Regions from separate parts of the Homo sapiens genome. Here region 1 is linked to region 2. The links are chromatin loops, found by intact Hi-C in ENCODE. Cell type or tissue: chondrocyte. All regions are shown on one strand. Links, peaks and the distances in the headings refer to the core of each region. The heading gives the core; the rest is flanking DNA. Region 1 overlaps LOC107985239 (a long non-coding RNA gene). Region 2 overlaps NIBAN1 (niban apoptosis regulator 1).

Evidence for each region. Hi-C counts contacts between places; a loop is a spot of excess contacts. Peaks named below come from ENCODE experiments on the same cell type or tissue, not always from the same donor. Only the 100,000 strongest peaks of a DNase experiment are listed, where the experiment ranks them.
Region 1: it touches region 2 in a loop (5-fold over the local background); 21 of 110 quality-filtered maps call a loop at or near these places.

Annotation. Positions count from the first base shown.
Region 1 is chr1:185,665,904-185,676,836 of GRCh38, forward strand. All of the region lies in intron 1 of LOC107985239 (a long non-coding RNA gene), which reads left to right. Among named protein-coding and RNA genes, the nearest start is that of GS1-204I12.4, 25 kb to the left of the region's middle. In chondrocyte, for the core only: CTCF peaks have their summits at 4,619 (motif pointing left) and 4,819; no DNase peak of the experiment used is centred there.
Region 2 is chr1:184,800,495-184,811,427 of GRCh38, forward strand. NIBAN1 (niban apoptosis regulator 1) reads right to left here. Exons shown (of 14, transcript NM_052966.4): 10 at 7,580-7,741; 11 at 5,452-5,562; 12 at 3,091-3,198. It also overlaps a transcript of LOC107985238 not described here. Among named protein-coding and RNA genes, the nearest start is that of EDEM3, 51 kb to the left of the region's middle. In chondrocyte, for the core only: CTCF peaks have their summits at 5,259 (motif pointing right) and 5,458; a DNase peak (open chromatin) is centred at 5,260.

The sequences.
Region 1 (10,933 bases), core at 3,284-5,783, 860 kb after region 2:
GAGGTAGCTGTGGTTAGACCAATTTAGTTTTATATATAGGCAGTGGCCTGCATGTCCTGGATGCAAAAATGAATCAAAATAAAACAAACCTGCCCCCAAAAAACCCTAGCCTATGTAAAAGTATAAGAAGATAGGCTGTCTAGGGCTGTCATAACAAATTATTACAAACAGCATGGCTTAAAACAACCGAAATTTATTCCCTCACAGTTCTTGAGGCTAGCGGTTTGAAATCAAGGTATTGACAGGGCCAGGCTTCCTCTGAAGGCTCTAGGGAAGAATCTTTCTTTGCTTCTTCTTAGCTTCTTGTGGTTCCTTAGCCTCTGACGTTCCTTGGACTGTAGATGCATCAGTACCATCTTTGCCTTTGTTGTTACATGGCCCTGTGTGTGTGTCTCTGTGTTTCTTCTCCTCTTCTTGTAAGGAAATCCAAATGTAATTTGGATTAAGGGCCCACGCTGCTCCAATATGACCTCATCTTAACTTAACTAATTATATCTGCAATTACATTTATTTTCAAATAAGATCACATTCTGAGGTTCCAGGGGTTAGGACTTCAACATATCTTTTGAGGGGACACAATTCAACACGTAACAGCCTGCTACCATTTATGTTAACATTAATTTTCCTTCTTGTGATTCCTTAGAGGTTTGAGTTTGTGCTGTCATTAAAAAAAAAAAGTGTGAAAAGTAGCCATAACATATAATTATATTGAGGAAAAAAGTAGGTAGGCCTTGAAAAATTATTTACTGAGCATCTAATTGTGCCTGGAGCTAGGCATTGTGGAAGATATAAGAGTAATAAAATCACACCATTGTTAGAAAAGCGAATTCTCAGGATCCAGCACAGATCAAATGACTCCGAATCCACATTTTAGCAAGAGCCTAGGCTGCAAGGATCAAAATGGCTGGGTAGCTTCACTGACTGAAGGGCAGCTGTTCTTATACTCTGTTGCACTTTAGAAGAGTCATGATGGCTGGGCTGCACCCCCATGAAAATTAAATAAAAATTTCTGGGACTGGGATCCAGGTAACAGTATTAAAAAACAAAAACAAAACCCTATATGCAGTTATAATATTGCTTCTCAAATTACAAAGCACATACAAATCACCTGGGATCTTGCTAAAATGCAGATTCTGATTCATAGGTCTGGGTGGACCCTAATAACTTGCATTTTTAACCAGTTCTCAGTTGATGCTGTTGTAATTTTATTTCTCTTGTATTCCCCACAATGTCTAGTTCATGAACAAGTAGATGCTAATTAAATATATTTTGAAAGGCGAAATTTTCTGATTTCAGAATTAGTAAATATTTCAGATGTAAAGGAAGAAATAGGCTTCACAATGTTTAATTTGAAAGTACTTCAAAGGAAAAAAATTTTTTTTCTCAGACTTGAAGAAGGCAAAAACACTTCAAACAAAATGTCCTTTGTTTTCTCAGGATTCTCTATGAGAAAATAGACTCAATAAGAGATAACAGCTTGGGTTGTTTTTCTGTTTCTCTTACACAGTTGCTTCAAGTCTCATTATTAGGTTCCCTGGGTACAACACTCAAAGATCATTCCCAGACTGTATTAAGTTCCTGTGGAGTGATTATTTCATTACAAGCGATGTATACAGACTGATGGCTTGATAAACAATAGATCACCCAGAACTCTATTATGGTTCACACCGCTAATGTATTGTTTTCTGTTTCATAGGAAATACATCCCAGATTTGTCTGAGAGATGCTGTTTAGGATAAGAGTTATGTGATTTCTCAGTTCCCGATCAAAGTTTAAAGTGTTTGACTTGATTAAAAACCATTCTTCTTTAAAACAGAATCCATTGCAGACAATTTCAGATATTTGTTCTTAGACATTCTAGGAGTAAGACTATAAAACATACTACTCTGTAGATGTGGCTTATCATTCTTACTTCCCTTATCCTCTTTGCTGTAAACCTCCACACGCTTTTTTTTTTTAAGAGACTGGGTCTTGCTATTTTGTCCAGGCTCGTCTTGAACTCCTGGGCTCACGATATCCTCCCTCCTCAGCTTCTGGAGTAGCTGGGACTACAGGCGCATATACCACTTTGTGGTTGATTTTTTCCTATCCTCTTTTTAAAAGGTGTTTTTTACCTCTGCTTTAGAGCAAAGATGGTATAATTCATCTAGTTTTATAACAAATGTAAACCAGATACAATAATAATCTACTCAGACCTGTGTGTTCAAATGCAGTTCACACTCAGCATTGCACTAGATGTCCCTGCCCTCCATTCCTCCCTCTATTTTTCCCTCCATCCCTTGGGCATTTTTCCAAGTCCACATTATTCTATTTGATTGTCTGGGTATTGATATGTGTTATCTCTATGTTCTAGGCACTGAGCCCAGGGCTAAGTATACTGTGATGAATAAAACACACCATTCCCTAAAACCTTCCTTAATTTTCTCTTTTGTTGAACTCCTCATGTACTTTTAGTGAGTACAATGACATTTAGGATTAAATTGTTCTCTAATTTTTCTCCTGTGATCTATTTTTGACTTGCTAAGTAGATCAAAGCCTTATTGAAGATTTTGCATTGGTAATATTCACAGAGAAAATGTATACCTGAACTGCTGGAGAGGCTCTGGAAAAGTATAGGAGCACCTGTCCTAACTTTTAGGGTCATGGAAGACTTAGGAGAGGACATCTAAGCTAAGTAGGATAAGTAGAATGTAATCAGGTGAAGATTGAAAGTGGGGAAAAGGCTGGCAGAGTGTAGGATCCCATTCCATATTCAAGAAGTGGTTTTGCAAAGAGAAGATAAAGTATAGCATATTTAAAAGATGCATAGGTACTTCAGAATCACCAAACACAAACTGCAAGGGGGTAGATGTGGAGAATAAGGTACACCATGAAAAATATACAGGGACAATACAAAAGAGCAAGATGAAGGGTCAACATTGTGCTATAGAAACAAAATTCCCTAAAGTAAGTTTTCTGGTTTTGTCAGTGACTTTATAGGCTGTGAGATAGAGGAGGTCAACCCTAGTTGGAGCAGTATGCAAAGCAGAGATGGCCTTATATTGCGGAGTGCTTTGGATAGCCAGAGAGGTGGAGGGATCGACTTCAGTCTGGGAAGACCCCCTGAAAAAATGCCCAGTGGCTGGCAGTCATTTTGATGGGCTTTCTGCCTGAAACAGGGATTTCTCCTCAAAGGCAAATGAGATACAAATTTACCCAATGGCACATCCTAATAACTGAAGCAGGAAGACAAAACAGGTTCCTCAGGTCCCCACTCAACCAGCCATTTGCTAGAACACAAAATTATCTGCATTCAAATGCCAATTTTTTTTGAGTCACTGAATATGCTTTCTTTGCCTTTTCATTATTTCTTAATAATAATCATATAGCACTGACATCATTTATATCCAAGTTTGCAGTTAAATAGATCAGTTAATAAGTTGTACAAAGAACGGTGTGTTCTATACTGAAATAAGTGGCAATGATCTTATCTTCAGAGTATATCATCATCTATTTGGTTCTCAAAAACATCATCATCATTATAATTACTTTATTAATTCTTTTAGCTACTATTTTTTAAAGTTCTTTTTATGTTCCAAGCACTGTGGTAAGTGCTTTACAAACTGTAAGAGACATAAAGCTTTTCTGTATGTCTAGCCTCCCTTCCTTCTTTCAGAAATAATGTCTTTTTTTGTTTGTTTGTTTGTTTTGCTTTTAGGAGACCAGCCGTTTCTCATTCTCACTCTACGCAGTCAACTCCATGCATTCACAGTTTTACCCTTCTCTCTCTCCAGGCTTTATAGTGGTGGTAGTCATGGGACAGCACAGGACGCAGGCCTGGCTTAGGTGGGCACATGTCCTAAAGTGGTCTGAGCCATACTGAGGCCTGCACTTTTGCTGGAGCTATTGGAAAAGAGGTCCCTGGGTATAAGAGCCACTTAAATCTGGAGCGGGCTGAGCCCACCTGGTACCATGAGAAGAAAATCTGCCAGATATTGAAGTCAACACACAAGAAAGCAGAGCCAGGAGATGGAGACAAGGCAATAGCATCCTCAATATATTAAATTCCAAAGCTGGCTGTTCCTGAAGAGAGTATGTATCTGGACCTTTCAGCTATGTGATCCAATATATGTCTCTATCTTTACAAAACTACTTTGAGTTGGGCTTTTGTTCTTGGCTGCTGAAACAGGCAGAGCCATTATATGACTAAAAAGCTCCTGTTCTTAACGACCAATATCTCCAAGGATATTGGAGAAATGCTGGTGAAATAATGTGAGTAAATTTAAAAAGGAATCCCTCTTCACCTGCCCCCAAGTTTCGTGAGCTTTTTTAAGGGTACGTTTTCCATAAGGAATGTGCTTACTATTGCAGATTAGCAATGTGTTAGTTTGTCCATACGAAAGCAAGTAGCACTTATTTCCTTGTGGACAAGTGCATCCCCTGTGGTCCTGCTAGTACTATTTCAGTCCTAACGGGGTGATCAAGGGTTTGAGGCACCCTCTCAATACAAGCCCCAACCAAGGGAGGGTCCTAGCTCTTCTCATTTGAAAATGGTAAGCAAGCACTTCTCACTTCTAGATGGGAAGCCTGCCGATAACAAAAAATAGTTTTGCTTAAATATAGGCAGGCTTGAATTTGATGAAATGGCCCCCTCCGGTGGTTAGAGCAGCTGCTATAGTCTCCTTCCTCCTTAAGGTGGGAGACCTAAAATGAACCTTACTTAGTCTATTGCTTGTAAAGCCCACTGTTCTCTGAAATTTACTGCTTTGGTAAAATCTGCACAACTTAGAGTGCAGTGACAGCTGTATAACCGCATCGTTCAAGAAATCCTCAGTGTGAATGACTTTTAAATATTGGATGGATTGCCTTACATTCTGGGAGTGTTACTTTCACCCTCATTTATAAGGGGAAGCTCATAAAATAAGCTTCTCAGGAGTATACATTAATAAGAACAAAACAACCTTAACACAGCAGACTAATTTATCTATGTTTAATCTGTCTTGTAAAATAGCAAGATTAAAATGGAGGTACGTCACAGAAGATCAAAACATGTAGGCTCCTTGAAGTCCCTGCACATTTGGCCTAAATGCTTCCTAGCTCGTTTTTAAATCAGCTGATGTGAATGAGAAGTTATTTTTAAAAAATCAGACAATCAGAGTGCCCTGTACTAGAAAGAGACGACCTGTATGTTTGCTGACCATTGTTCTAGTGCTTGCTAGGGAAAGTTACCTGGAATTAGTAATAGAAAGAAAAGAACACATTATGGATGCTAAGGATAATTCTTCTTCTCTCTCTTAAATTTCATGAGACTTAAAAGGTGATTCTACAGTTTTTGACGTGATTCTTTAAAATATTTTTAGAAATATTTTATTTTATTTATTTATTTTTGAGATGGAGTCTCGCTCTGTCACCCAGGCTGGAGTGCAGTGACACGATCTTGGCTCCCTGCAATCTCCACCTCCTAGGTTCAAGTGATTCTTCTCTCTCAGCCTCCTGAGTAGCTGGGAGTACAGGCATGCACCACCATGCCTGGCTAATTTTTTATATTTTTAGTAGAGACAAGTTTCACTGTGTTGGCAAGGTTGGTCTCAAAGTCCTGACCTCAAATGATCCACCCTCCTTGGCCTCCCAAAGTGCTGGGATTACAGGCATGAGCCACTGTGTCTGGCCCAGAAATATTTTAACTTAGCACTTTGGTGTCAGATTCATAGGAGCCAATGCATACAAAATTATTTATTTCGTTTGAAAAATAATTCTGTAGAGGTCATTGCAATGTTGAGTTCTTGATCTTTAAATCCTTTTAAAATTTTAGATGGGCATTGCTAACGGGAGAGATACAGTTCACACCAAATAGATACCACGGATCATTCTCTTTTTAAAGTGTTCCTCTTTGAGATTCCCCACCCCACCTCCCCCCACTTTGCTGTGCCTCCATTCTCAACAAGCATCTTAAACATTGTTTATCCCCCATCCTCTGTCTTTGGCCATCTTCTCAATATATACCCTCCTTCTGAGTGTTCTCATCCAAACTCATGGCTGTATTTACTATCCATCACTGTAGTTTCCTAAATTAATATTGCTATTTAAAATTGAGCTGTACCCTGACCTTCAGAGCTATACATAAAATGGGCTGCCCAACATCTACTTGAATGTCCCATAAGGATTCAAATTCAGTATAGCAAAACTGAGCTTAATATATCTTCTCCCTGAATTTAGTTCCAGTTCATTTCATGGCCTCAAAACCCCGTATCTGGGAAACATACCAGAATCTTTCCTTACCTTCTTCCACAACCAACCGGTTACTATATGCTATAATATTTACCTTTTTGGCATTTCTGGTATTCGTCTTCTCGTTACCATCTTCACTGCTGTTGCCCTCATTGAGGCACTCATCTCTTACCTGGACTATTATAAGAGATTCTACTTTCAACTGAACAAACACATTGTAGCCAGAATTGCTTTTCCTAAATGCAAATCAAATCACGTTCTTCCCCATATCCCTCTTTTTTTTTTGAGACAGAGTCTCATTCTGTCAAGTGATTCTCCTGCCTTAGCCTCCCAAGTAGCTGGGATTACAGGCACACACCACCATGCCTGGCTAATTTTTGTATTTTTAGTAGAGACGGAGTTTCACCATGTTGGCCAGGCTGGTCTTAAACTCCCGACCTCAGGTGATCTGCCCGCCTCGGCCTCCCAATGTGTTGGTATTAGAGGTGTGAGCCACCATGCCCAGCCTATGTTCTTCCCCTTTTAAGACACTTCAGGGTTGTTGTTGTGTGTTTTTTTTTTTTGTAAGCATAAATTTAAATTTCTTGATGCATCATACATGATCCTCTACATCTGGCTACTGACCACTTCTCTATATCAGTTGTCTATTGCCCTGATAACACTGTGTAACCAACAACCACAAAATCTCAAGGACATACTTAAGAAACATTTATTATTCCCTTGTCTAGGCTGGTCTGCTGTGGACTTTGCTTGATCTTGGCTGGAGTTGCTCTTATGTCTGGAGGTTGGCTGGCCTTGGCTGGTCTAGAGTAGACTTAGCTGGAATAACTGGGGCAACTTGGCTCTGCTCTATGTGTTCCTTGTCCTCTGGCTGACTAGCCTGGGCATGGTTAATGGGGATGACAGAGATGCAAGAGAGAGCATAAGCAGAAATATACAAAGTTTCTTGAGGCCTAGGTTCAGAATTGGCACATCGTCATGTTTGCTAAGTTGTATTAGCCAAAGGAAGTCCTAAGACTGGCTCAGATTCAAGGGTTCGGGAGACAGATTCTGCCTCCAATTAGGGGAACTGCAAAGTCACATGACAATGGGTTGACTACAGGAAGTGGGGGAGAATTAGAGTTTTTATTGCACTGTCCATCATATATTTCAAGAAAGCTTCCACTTTCTTCCTTCCTCAGGACAAACAAGGAACAAAGAAACTCTCCACTGAAATTTTCAAATTTCATTACGGATAATGCAAGGAAAAGGAGAAAACGTCAAAGGAACTATAATTTCAACACCCTTGTAGAGAAAATAATGTATCTATGGAGGAAAATAAGTACAGGGTACTATGAGGAAATAAACATTAGGAGAATAGAAAAGAGACATTGGGAATTAAAAATATGATGGCAAAATAAGAAATTCAGTGAAAAGTTTGGAAGACAAAATTGAGGCATTTCCTGGAAAGCAGAACAAAAGGCCAAAAAAAAAAAAAAAAAACACAAAGAACACTAAGAAATAAAAACAGTCAGTTCAAAATATTTAAATCTGATTAATAAATGTTTTAATTTCAATTTTAATTTTTTTGATACAGTTTTGCTCCTGTCACCCAGGCTGGAGTGCAATAGCGCAATCTCAGCTCACCGCAACCTCTGCTTCCTGGGTTCAAGCGATTCTCCTGCTTCAGCCTCCCAAGTAGCTGAGATTACAGGCACCTGTCATTACACCTGGCTAATTTCTGTATTTTTTAGTAGAGACAGAGTTTCACGTTTCACCATGTTGGCCAGTCTGGTCGCAAACTCCTGACATCAGGTGATCCACCTCCCTCCACCTCCCAAAGTGCTGGGATTACAGGCATGAGCCATTGCGCACGGCCCCTGATTATAAAAGTTTTAAATAAGGAAAGGCAATTATTTAAAAAATAAGAAAATGCAGATGCCCAGGGTTTGCTACTGGAGAGATCTGATTCAGAAGGTCAGTAAATTGAATTAATACATTAATTTTGTATCTTTCCTTCAGCTTCTTTGGAACACTGAATATGAAACACAAAGTAGAACTTCAGAACTGATGAACTATTATTAGAAGTGGTTTGATTTGAAAATGTGGAAGTCAATTGTGGGAAGAGGGCATAAGGATGGAGATAACTATGTTTAAAACTTATTTTGAAAGTAGACAACAGCTAACATTAGTGTTCCGTGATGACGGGAAGTGGAGACAATGCAGCTGCTAAATGAGTCCCTTTAAATATTGACATGACTGACTCTAGTGCGACATGTTTAGTAGGAAGTGGGAGAGGAAGTAAAAATAGACCAAAGCAAACATTTGCTCAAGATAGACGAAGAGCAATACATCCTCTCTGTGCCCCTCCACCCCTATGAAAACATGGCTCTAAGCTTCTGACAACTTTTTTTCTCCCGTTTCTATTGTTATGGTCATGGTCATGATTTAGCACATTCTGGTGACTTTCATATATGCTCCTCTGACCAAATTCTAGATAAATGTTTTATGTTTACATTGTCACAACTCTTCAGGAATGAAGGTTACTCTCTCCCTTCATTAGAGACCGAAAATAAATGTTCAGCAGTAGAATCTTTTTCAACATTACTTTAAAAACGCAATCTCAAGGGGTCTCAGTTTTAAAGATTATGGAATTATGTATAGACTCCTACAAAATAAATGGGAGAAGTGGAGGCAACTGCTTAGGTTCCTGAGGACAGATATTGTTTTTCTGAAAGTTTTAGTTAATTGAAGCAACAGTCAGTAAGATCTGATGCAGTTGGACGATAGCTCTGTTCTCTACTGTGTCTTTCATGCATGATGTGGACAAAAATTCCTGTAGAGAAATTGAAAAACAGAGGAATGAACAGAACATGAAAGAAGTTTCTTTTATCTCTCTTTTAATAAGTGAAAATAATGGGCTATGAAAGTTAACTCACTCAAACTATATAGGATGTTAGGCAACAATTTTTCTATGTAAAGTAACTGAATTCATTGCATCTCAGTTTCTGTTGTCTGAGAAAATATTCCTAGAGGCATGTCAGGTAGGATTTGTAGAAAGATGGTAAACACTTTAAGAAGGGTCCACTTATTTCTCTCTGTCTCTTCTCATTGTGCTGAGTAGATGCATTTAGAATTAGATTGCATTAAAAATTTTTAAATGGTAGGCATTCATTGAGCGAAATGATAAAAATTCTTATTCTCTACTTAACTTTCTGCTTCATTCTTATTTAAACTGCACATTTTATTTAAAACTAAGTACCTAAAAATGAACAATGTGCTGGTGAGTGTATCCGTTCTTCTGCCTAAGCACACCTTGGTAAGGAATGATAGTAATAAACCCTGAGAATATATGGGAAGTGCTGTTCTAAAATGAAATCATAAAACTTACACAAAATGACAAGCAGGCAGCTTGAAGGAGAGGGAAATGGTTCTGAAATATGGGCAGAATTCTGGCTTACATCTTGGCACTTTCAGGAGTTGCAGTATGGAAGAAAAAGCAGAGTTCATGTGAATTATTTGAATTTTGCTAACTGGGATAGGCTGGGGAAGGTGTGTCATAGTCAGATTAATAGCATAGGCTTTGAAACTTGACCAGCTTGGGTTTGAATTGTAATAGGCTCTACCCTTCTAGAGCTGGTGTAAATAAAGTGCTTAGCACAGTGTAGCATGCAGCAAGTGCTGAATAAATGGTACCTCTATTCACAAGGGAGCAGATACCGACGTGAAGTAATCTGATGTTAACTGGTAGAGTTCTCCTGTCATCCACCCTCAGCATCTCATTTCACAGTATATGAAGTGCCATCTTAAGTTTTAATTTCTTCACATCTTAAAGCCTTTTTAATCTTCCAAAAGTCAATTTTAAAAGGCTCTGGATCTCTTCTTATCATTAGCTAGTATAAATAGAGGTCAGTTTAATTTTCTACTATGTATTTTAAATGATCAAAATGACAATTCATTTTATTAATAATTACTAAAAGTACCTATATTTTTGGAAAGTATACATCCAAGATAAGCTTATTAGGAATTAGCTGTGTCACAGTGTTTTTCAAATTGTGTTTCACTTTATTATACTATCTATGATATCTGCTTTGTAAAAAAAAGTTGCCATAATCTAATAAGGTTGAGATATGCATACCTGAAGACTCACAATGCACATCAGCATATTAAAGTTCTGAAACTATTCTACAGAAAAGAAACCTTTGCTTAACCTAGAATTTTCCAAACCAATTTGACTAGAGACTACTGTTGTTAGACAACATCTGTTAATATGCCATAGTTACATTTTGGTTTAAGACTACATTCTAGTTTAAGAGATTATTTTCCAAACTTAATAGTTAACTGGGAAAGTCAGACTCTTTAGGAATAGAGCATAGATTAGGCACTTGTGACAAGTGGATAGCAGAGAGGATCCTAAAAGGGAAGGCAAGAGGATGACAGTGAACTCTGTCCTACATAAAAAGAGCAGAGAAGAGATTCATGCAACTATTAGTCTACTTATAGTTTAGTTACATGCTTAGCCACTGACCTGTGTCTAACTTAAATCAGTGAACTATCTGCTTCCCAGTTTTTTCTCCATCAAATGTCAGGGGGCAAGGTGAGATACCTTCTAGGGTTCCTTCTAGATCAGCTATCCTAGTCTTTAACTATTTTGTTTTGAAAAAAAGTATGGTATTTTTTACTTTGGTGGCAGTAGTGGTGGTATACATTTATGTTACCTTTATAGAGGTCTATTTGTTTTCTTTCA
Region 2 (10,933 bases), core at 4,296-6,795:
TTAGGTCTAACATTTAAGTCTTTAATCCATCTTGAATTGATTTTTGTATAAGGTGTAAGGAAGGGATCCAGTTTCAGCTTTCTACATATGGCTAGCCAGTTTTCCCAGCACCATTTATTAAATAGGGAATCCTTTCCCCATTGCTTGTTTTTCTCAGGTTTGTCAAAGATCAGATAGTTGTAGATATATGGCGCAACTATATCTACGCCATATAATAATCATAAATATAACTGCTGTGAACATTCTTGTACATATGTTTTTGTGGATTTAAGGGCTTGTTTATGTTGGGCATATACCTAAAAGTGAAGTTGTTGGGTCATAGGGTAGATGTATGCTTAACTTTATCAGAATGGGGCCACTTTGGGGGTTGGGAGACTCTGTAGTCAAGGGCTCTTCAGAAACATTCTCTTTCTCTTCAGCTGGCCCTGACATTCATTGATTCCTTCTAGGATAGCTCAGGCATGGTGCATCCCTTAACTCTCTCTCCTTTCCAAGGGTTTCCAAATGGCTTGCCTTTTATCGGCATGAGGACAGGGCAGGGATCAAAATGTACCAAATCATATCCCATGATTAACTCAGTAATCCTTGCACCTGGTGGTGCTGGGGGAAGGCTTCCCACATGTGGCTCTTAGAGAATCAGGGACTTAGCCATGGGATTTGCGGTCTCTTGCCTGGAAGGACAGTATTTACAGCAGGTGATCAGAAGCACCACCTCAGACAACTCTCAGTGCTGGGACTTTGGGGCACTGTAGCCCAGATCACAGCGGGTAATAATGGGTTCCTTTATACCCAACCAAGAAGAAAGGCAAAGGATTGAAGAGACATGAGCTTCAAAGACCCCTAGAGGGTCTAGAGGCAGGACTGTTGCACAGATTTGAGAAAAGCATTGCCCAGGAGACTGGAGACTGCCCTGGACTAGACATGGGACCTTGGTGAGCCATATCACTGCTCTGTGCCTCTGTCTCTTCCTCTGCTAAATGAGAGGCACAGATTCATGCCTGCAACACCCTTTCATCCTTCCCACGTGGTCCCCCATTCCTATTCCCCTGATTGGCATTCATCCCTCAGGACTGGGTGAAAGCATGACTCTGGAAGTCCTTCCTGGCTGTATAAGCAGAGTTTGGCACTTTCCTTGGAACTCTTCCCCATGAGGCAACTGCTGTGTTCCTCACATGGCATCCTGTTTGCCTGTCTCCTGCTCTCTACTGTGAACTCCAGGACTTCAGGGATGCTGGGCTGGCACAATGCCTGGATCACATGTGATACAAATCTAATACATATTTGCTGACTCAATAAACAGTAGACCTTTAAATTTTCAACCAGCTAAATAATTCTGTGGGAAGGAGTACTTTCTATGGACATATATACTGTCATGAAGTGACCAACTTTACAAAACAGGTGTTTTATATTGAATTGATTGAACAGGGCCATAGGTTTACTTCCCTGGGCCAATTAATTTGGTATCTCTGAAGGTAGGTGTTGGGGAGTCAGAATCATTTTTTTCACAGTTCCCCAGACAATTCTAATACACAGCTTGGGCTGAGGCTGAGTACCACAGATCTAGGAAGCTGCTACTTATAGAACCAAGGGAAATGCACTTTAGCAAAATAAAGACTCCTTCTAGGAAGCAGATAATCCCCTCATTCATCTATTCTGCAAATCCAGATTTTTAAAAAGCTCTTGATGCTGATATAATATCCTCCATTACCAAAACCTCTGGGTCACAGGCTCTTTTGAAATCAATGCCTCCTGATTAAAAAATTACAAGAGCCTCTTACAGATTGGGCACAGCACACTATGTTGATGCTTGGAAAGAGGGGAGCCGATGAGAAGGAGAACTCTCCTTACCTTTCTCCTGAGAGAAGGTGGATCTGAGGCCCCCAAACTGCCTTTGTGATTGAAAAAAAAAATCCTAAGCAGAACATCTGTGTGCAAACCCACCTAGCAGTGGACACCATCATCATTTGGCTGCTGAACTGTTCTGCCATGTAAGGCCAAAGGTCAATCCCTTGGCTTAATCAAATCCTTTCCTATGAAAGAAATATGCCCCACAAATAAATGCCAAATATATCTAATACGCTATGAGGATGTGAAGGAAAACAGCACTTACAGACTATAAAAATGACCAATGACATGTTGCAGTAAAATAACTTATGCAAAGGATTTTAACGTTCCAGTGCTTGGAGACTCTCCGAGCTGCCAAAAAGCCCTTTTTTAAATTCCAAAAACCTCTTTATCATTTGCTCCAAAACGGAGCAGGCCTTGCTTCAGGTTAATAGATTATTTTTGAAATGTAGAAGTAGTAATAATAATAGTGGTAGTAGTACTTGATACCATTTTCTGAGTGCCTATCATGTTTTAGGTAAGCAAGAACTGGGTTCACACTCTGGTGGTCACCAGGTCTGTGGCCTCGGCTCAGTGGCTTAACCACTCAGGTTTCCTCATTTGTACCATGAGGATATAAATAATACCTCCTCCCAGAGCTGTTTTCAGTCTCTGCTGGCCCATTGCTCTGCTCTACAGATGAAGTCACACCCTCGCAATCATGGTTCTCACTGGATGCTCAATGTTTGTAGAGGTTTTAAGTGGTTTCATTGATTTCATTAAACAACATTGCTGGATTTAACAGAACAAATATCCTGTAATTATGTTAGCTAATATCTTTTTTGGATACAGTGGTCAAGTTTCAGAGGACACGTTGGACCTATGAGTCATACTATAATGAGAAACACCTGGTATCCTTAGGTATTCTATGTCAACCCCTAGTTTGGCTCAAATTCAGATCACTGCCCTTTGAGATTTTGTCTAGTCCAGGGGTCAGCATATCTGGCTAGCATCTTGTTTTTGCAAATAAAGTCTGTTTATATATAGTCAATGGCTGTTTGTGTGCTACAACAGCAGAGCTGAATAGTTGCAACAGAAATAGTGCAGTCCATGAAGCTTAAAATATTTACTATCTGACCATTTACAAAAATGTCTGCCAATCCCTCCCTGGTCTAGTCTGCTGTTTGCCAGTACACATCACAAAAGAACTTGTTTGAACTTCAGAGGTAAGAAGAGCAAGCTCTTTAGGGTAACTCATCCCCTTACTGGTTTGCATGTGGACGCCAGTGCCTTCTGCACAGTGGGAAGTGTGATTTGAACTAGTGCCTCTTGAAATATCTTCTTTCGGATGGTGCTGCTGTCATAATCATATTGCTGTCAATAAAGAAACATATGTTAAATAGTAACATTACAATCTGTTGACTTATGTTTACTCAAAAAACTCAGCCACCCACTTCACCTCTCTTTTCCTCCTAATGTCTGAGAACTCTTGTATTTCCAAGGCCTCAGAGATCTTTCCATGTAATTCCCTCACACTGCAGGCACAGGTTATAACTGATAATGACCCATCTCACTCTTACCTTTTACAGGTATGGAAACTGAGGCAAGATCAAAACAGAATGGTGAGTTCTGCATTATAAAGAAGTTGGGGATAGAACTGGGGGGTGAGTTTGTATTTTATTACTCCTGTCCCAGGTAGGTCCATGGAAACCATGATCATCTATTACTCCACATCTTCAAACCAGGGTCAGTGGGTTGTAATGATTTGAACAAGGGAAGAGAAGGCCTGGCTAGTGGCTCCATTAACACTGTGACATGTTAACCAAAGAAGTTCAGTATCCAGAACAAGAAAGATGACGATTCTGTCTGTTCTGCATTGGACATCCCAACATGGAGACCAGGATTTAATTGTGGATCTCACTTCAAGGGGATCACAGATAAATAAGAGTATAGTCATAGGCAGCGAGAAGAATGGTCAGGCCAAGTGAAGAATAGTTAAAGAGATGAAGGTGTTTATACTGGAGATAATAAGTTAGGGCAAGTTATAACTCTATTCAAACAACCAAAGGCTGCCACGTGGAAGAAGGTTATGAATGAAGGGGGTAGAACTGGAATAACCAGTGGTGAGAACTTTGGCCTAACATGAGAAAGCATGTTCTTGCTGTCAAGAACTAAAATGGGCTATCCTGAGAGGTAGAAAGTATCCTGCCAGTGCAGGTGTCGGAGCACTAGTGGGACCACCCCTTGAGGGAACCTGCTGAACACTGAATATGAAGTTGAACTAAAGGCACTCAAAATCTCTTTGAAACCTGAGGTCCTAATATTTCAACACCTTTCTACATTTTTTCTTCCTTTCTTTCTGTACGCTAAAGCATTTGACACTGACACTATCTTTTTTTTTTTAGTTGCATTGCAATTTCATCATTATGTGTGTTATCATGAGCAATATTGGTGTTTTTTTTTTTGTTTTTTTGTTTTTTGTTTTTTGAGATAGAGTCTCACTCTGCCACCCAGAGCTGGAGTATAGTGGCACAATCTCCGCTCACTGCAAGCTCCACCTCCCAGGTTCACGCCATTCTCCTGTCTCAGCCTCCCGAGTAGCTAGGACTACAGGTGCCCACCACCACACCCGGCTAGTTTTTTGTATTTTTAGTAGAGACGGGGTTTCACCGTGTTAGCCAGGATGGTCTCGATCTCCTGACCTCGTGATCTGCCCGCCTCGGCCTCCCAAAGTGCTGGGATTACAGGCGTGAGCCACTGTGCCCGGCCCCAATATTGTTTTTAATATCAATGATTTAGTTGCTAGAGTTTCCTCTTGCCTGTGAGGCATCAAGATCAAGTCTGAAATTCAGAGACCACCCCTAGGCTCTGTGGGACTTTGATCTTCTGTTCCAAGGCAATGTTTAGGGGAACTAGAAGGCAGTAAAAAAAATTAGTGGACTAGGTGTATGATCGTTTATCCTTAAGCTCACCATTGATCAGCCTGTTGAGCTTAATTAAGTCACATTAGCTTTTACAGAATCAGTTCCTCATCTGTACAATGGGGGAATATTCTAGTTAATGCACAAGTTCTTGTGGGGATCAGGTAAGAGGCTTTAAAATATAACATATATGTGAAAGCTCCTATTATTAAAACTATTTTAATAAACACTCTGAAGTACATTTAAAACAATTTCATATGGTAGATTTCTTTTCTTTGGAGTATTTCCTTTGCCATGAGGTTCTGATTTTTCAAAATCAATAAATTATTCGCCAGTTTAATGGATTTTACTATATTGTAACCTCTTTGAAGAAAGAGGCTGTGCCTTGCCTACTTTTACATCCCATGCAGTGCTTATAGTGGACAGCTAATACGTGTTTGTCGAGTTGGATCTCTATGAAGGCTGGGACGCGGGGCCTGTAGCTGTGGGTAATGATGCTGAGGACCAGCAGTGGCCGCTAGATGGCAGAAGAGGCATGGAAGTCACACTGGAGAAACTGCAGCGGACTGACAGTCACTGGACTTGGGAGAGAAAGGAGTGGGGAAAGATTAGAGCCAAGGAGAGAACTTGGTATTTTCCACTTTACAAAAGAAACAGGGGTCACGTTCTCTTTTTATGCTTCCCACAAACAAGAGAACGGTTTTACCTTTAAGACTCGGAGTTTAACCTTCTCAATGGCAACTGCAGTTTTGGAGGCCTCTCCTTGGAGATGTGGGGAAAGCAACTGCTCAAAAGTGAACACTGCATTCTCCATTAGCTAGAAACCAGAAGCGACACAGAAACAGACAACAGTCAGGGGCTGGGATCACCACCCACAGGCCTGGCTAAGTGGGACTGCAGAGTAGGGGCCATCAGAGATGAGTCCCCTCGGCTGCTATTCGGTGGGGGTACCCAAGGCAACATCACCCCATCACCAGGGCTGTGAAACAAATGGTCACGTGGTCACAGTGGGAGCAGGAAGAAGTTGGAAAACCCAAGGCCATGGGACTGAGCAAGCATTCTGTCATCTCCCGTGGGCACTCCTATTCTTTGATACCTGCAGCCACTGATTAAGGGATGAGGCTGGAGCCTTCTTCAACTAGTTTTTGGTGGCACCTCCACTTTAAGTAGATGTAAACCGCTCCACAGCTTATCTCTCCCTCTCTCTGCAGGGCTGGGAAGAGAGGCAGGGTCAGGGATGGGTGGGGACAGTGGCTGACATGTTCATGGGTCAGAAAGCAGAAGTAGTTCAGGTATCTTATTCTCTGCACCTTTGCCTGTGTTCCCGTCACCAGGGTCCAGTATTACGAAAGAGACTTCTGCTAAACTGTTGCCCAATTTTGTTCCTCGTTCCTCTTTCATCCCTCACAACTCAAGGGTTAGTTAGCTAAAATGTATCACTTAATCCTGCCCATAACCTTTATGAAAAAAAAAGTTCTCCTTTCTTCCCCAAGCCCGTGGTCCCAAAGCATCCAATATATACCTTTTTTTTTTTTTTTTTTTTTGAGACACGGTTTCACTTTGTCATCCAGGCTGGAGTAGTGCAGTGGCACACTCTTGGTTCACTGCAACCTCTGCCTCCAGGGTTCAAGCGAGTCTCGTGCTTCAGCCTCCAAGTAGCTGGGACTACAGGTGTGCACCACCATGCCCAGCTAATTTTTTTGTATTTTTAGTAGAGATGGGGTTTCACCATGTTGGCCAGGCTGGTCTTAAACTCCTGACTTCAAGTGATCCACCCGCCTCGGTCTCCCAAAATGCTGGGATTACAGGCGTGAGCCACTGTGCCTGGCCACAATATATACCTTTATCATACCTTCAACATTGTAGTGAATTTATCTAAGAATTTGTCTCACTCAAGCTCCCTGAAGTGGGATCTGGTACAGTGTCCGGCCCACAGTAATCTCTCCTCAGAATATCTGTGTGAAATGGCATGGTGTCCTTTAGAGCTTTGGTGACCGTACCCCTTATTCATTTAGGAAACACTATAATACGGAAGGAGTTTGTGCTATTCATTCCTGTTACTGGGGAAAAGGTTCCTTATGAAAAAAAAAAAAAAGAAACCTGTCAAGTAGACTCAAGAAATTCAAATATGAAGCTGTGATTGATTGATTGGTTTACTCTTAATTACGTTAGGGAATTAATTTAAGCCAGTGGCTCTCAATCCTGGCTGCATATTAGAAACAGTAGGAATCAGGGTAGGGAAGTTCTATCAAAAAGTAGCCATATAGGCTGGGTGTGGTGGCTTATGCCTGTAATCCCAGCACTTTGGGAGGCCGAGGTGGGCAGTTCACTTGAGGTCAAGAGTTTGAGACCAGCCTGGCCAACACAGTAAAAACCCCATCTCTACTAAAAATACAAAAATTAGCCAGACATGGTGGCACATGCCTGTAGTCCCAGCTACTCAGGAAGTTGAGGCAAGACAATCACTTGAACCCGGGAGGCAAAGGTTGCATGCAGTGAGCCAAGATCATGCCACTGCACGCCAGCCTGGACATCAGTATTTCCCCCAGGTGATTCCAATGTGTAGCCAAGGTTACAGCACTGATTTGACAAATCAAGTAGTTATCAATTAATGCTACTTTATTTTTCTGAGCTATGTCTTGTCTATGATGTTCATCCACATGGATGGAAGATGAAGCCAGTGGAGGGACAGAACGTGTCCTCCCGCAACATGATGGCTAAAGAGACGCGACGTATTTCCCTGAGCTACACTAGCAGCTGGTCTCACTGGCCAGCACCCATTTCTCTGCTCTCTCTTTACCCTCATCCACCACGGATGCCCCTGCCACACCCACCTCCTGCATGTAGTTCTGTGTCCTCTGAACCACCAGATCAATGTGGGGGAATCTGAAGCGGCTCTTGAGATCCTGCAGGCGCTCGTGAAGCAGGTTGACTTTAGTATAACAAGGTTCCATCTTCACGGAATGCAGCGGAAGATTCATAAGCCGGTCTAGATGCTGCATTTTGGTGAAGGGAAACATTAAACACCCTCAGAATGAGGAGCGGTATTGCATATATATTGCATATTACATACATTCTAAGCAATCAAATGCAAGTTGTTAAAGTGAATCACTACTTGGATCCCTACATCTGTGACACCTTCAACTGTCTTATTTTCCTCCTGCAGTGGGTTCCTAGGGTAGCTGTAATGCTAGGACAGAAACCAGCAGAAACACCAACTGGATGAGAGGAAGACCCAGCGGTGCACCCACGGGGACTCCAGTCTTTGTAAGCTGTTGATGGACTCTAATCTCCCACTTCCAGAGCTCAAGAACCAGACAGGTAGGCTCTGATACGTGGTTGCTGCTGGGCCCCCAGGCTTCCAAAATCTTCTTTAGTGAGTGACACTCCTCTCAAAAAACGCCAGGGAGGTCAGGATGCTCCCTGGACTCCTGGACTTTGGAAGGGAAGCCAGAGTTCCTCACAATTCTATGAGGATCTGCCAGGGCCCACAGGGCTTCTCTCTGCTATAGGTTGCTTTAGGTGCTAGTGGATGGGAAGTGGATAGGCAGAGCCCTGTACTGGGAGAGGTATCCAGTTTGAAGAACTGGGGTCCCTCCTACTCTAGTTTGCACTCAGTCAATGAGGCCATTGGGCTTCCAGCATCATACCTCACCTGCTAAAGCCCTAAAGTGTTATCAACAAATGTTGTTGCAACAGAATGCATTCTGTTTTCCAAGCTTAGTTTAAAATCATTTTTTAAAGGAAATACTGGAGGTTTAAAATAAACAGGGGAATGGGTGGAGCAGAAGAAGGCAGAAAGAAAGGTTCTGAAAATGGAGGCTCTAGAGAGAACTGGGGAGTGAGGCAGGTTACATATGAATAATATAAGATGCACTGTCCGACTTTCAGCTCACGCAGAAGAGATAATCTAGATTTCTAGATTTCTCTAAACAGGAATTTTAAGAGGGCCCACTCTCATTATGCTTTAAAGGGAAAATACTGCTCCCTTTATGAAGTGAGTTATGGAGAGGTCCACTGAAGTGAAGTAAGGATCAAAAGCATGCTGTGGAACTTGCAGCTCCTCACCAAATGGAATGTGTCTATTTTTAAAAAATATCAATTAAGCAGACAGAAGAGGAAAAATGGGTTCCCACTTTGCTCCTATCAGATTGGCAAAAGTTTAATCAAATGATAACACCTATAGCTGATAGCAGTATGGGGGAGAAAGCCCTTATCATACACAATTAGTGGAAATGTAAAATTTAAATCCTTTTTTTTGAAATGCAATGGAAACATTTTTTAACATGAGAAATGTACTTTCAACCTGGCTATCTTGTCTTAGGAGAATATACTATAGAAATAAATACATCAGGGTATATGTGTGTGTATATATATATATACACATATATATGTGTGTGTGTATATATATATACACATATATATGTGTGTGTGTATATATATATACATATATATGTGTATACATAAAAATATTAATTTATTATGCTTTATTCATAATGCCAGCAATATTGAGATGAATGAATAAATCATGGTGTATCCATACATGAAACATCATGCAGCCATTACAAAGAAAGATTTAGAGCTAAAACAGTTACCTTGGAAACAGTTTCATGGGGTATTTTTGGAAGAGAAACTGATAAGCAGAGTAATGTATAAAATATAATCCCATTTTTCTTAAAGCAGACAATCTAAAGTCTAGCCTCTAAGGGTGTGTTTTATGTGCTAGATAAGAATGGGGAAAATACAGAATGGCATATGCTAAGTTGTTAACACGAGTTGCTTGAGGGGAGGAGGTGGCATTGGGGAAGGGGAAGAGTGAAGACAAGTAAAACAAAACAGGCTGCAATAAGAAACCCCAAAACATTTCTAAAATGATCCTGTTAATGCACAATTATATATGTGTATATATGCATAAAGAATAAAGGAAAAGAAATAGAGACATCTGGTTTTATCTACTGACTTGTAAGGATGTTCATCATGATATGTCAAGTATAAAACCAAGCTGCCAATTTATATCTTTTTCAGTGATTCTTAAACTGTAGGGTACACCAGAACCTCTGGAGGTCTTGTTAAAACAGACTCCTGGGCACTACCCCTAGATTTTCTGATTTAGTAGATCATTGGTGGGGCCCGAGAATTTGCATTTTTAACAACCAGGTGATGATGACACTGCTGGTCTGGGGACCATACTTTCAGAAATATTGATCTGTTAAAGCAAACTAAATACAGCCTGAGAAGGACTCCATACTTCCATATTTTAGTCCTTGTGGATGAACTGTAAGAGTCAGATAAAATTGAAAACCTAACTTAGTAGTATGCACCTGTAACAATAACTGAGTGTTGACCAGTCCCAGCAGCCATACTTCAACTACTCATAGACTGCTAAATGTTCAAATAAGGCAAATGCTGAGTTGTAACCAGTCTCACTATTTCTGTTCCTCACTTCTGATTCCTGTACGTCACCTTACCTTTTTTGTCTGTAAATTTATTCTGACTGTGAGGCACCCCCGGAGAATTTGTGAATCTGCTGTGATTCTAGGGACTGCCCGATTTGCGAATCATTCATTGCTCAGGTAAACTCCTTTAAATTTAATTTGGCTGAAGTTTTTCTTTTATCAGATGGTGTCAGAAGCAGGATCCGAAGTGGAGCTTCTAGTGACTCCCAGGAGCGCTGAGTGAACACACAAGGTACCTGCAGGTCCCACCTGTGTCCATTGATCTCTCAGAGCGGCTGGGGATCGCGGTAAGCTCCCTCTCGGAATTTGAAGCTCCATAGATTTGTGTTTTGAGCTCTCTGAGTTTCTTCGAGCAAGTTTCTGATCCAAACTGGGTTTGTAGTCATGACAGAAACTGGACTGGGTCCAGGAACAGATTTGATCCAGGAATTAACTGGCTTGGACCCAGTCAGAGGCCTCGTATATCTGACTGGGTCAGAAAGGAACTGGTAGTAAGCAGTAATATTGCAGGGGTTATAAAATTTGGCTTTTGAAAATTCACAGGGATTTCTGTGTTCTACCCCTTTTTTCATTTTTCTTGTGTGCTTAGGTAGGAAAAATCATTGGCTAAGTTAAGAGAACCTGGGAGTAAAGCCAATATTTTAGGTTAAAATGGGCTCCTTAATTTCTGGAAAACTGAGTTCCTTCTGGCTTATACATTAGGCCTGGGAGGCAGTGAAGTCTTACAGAAAC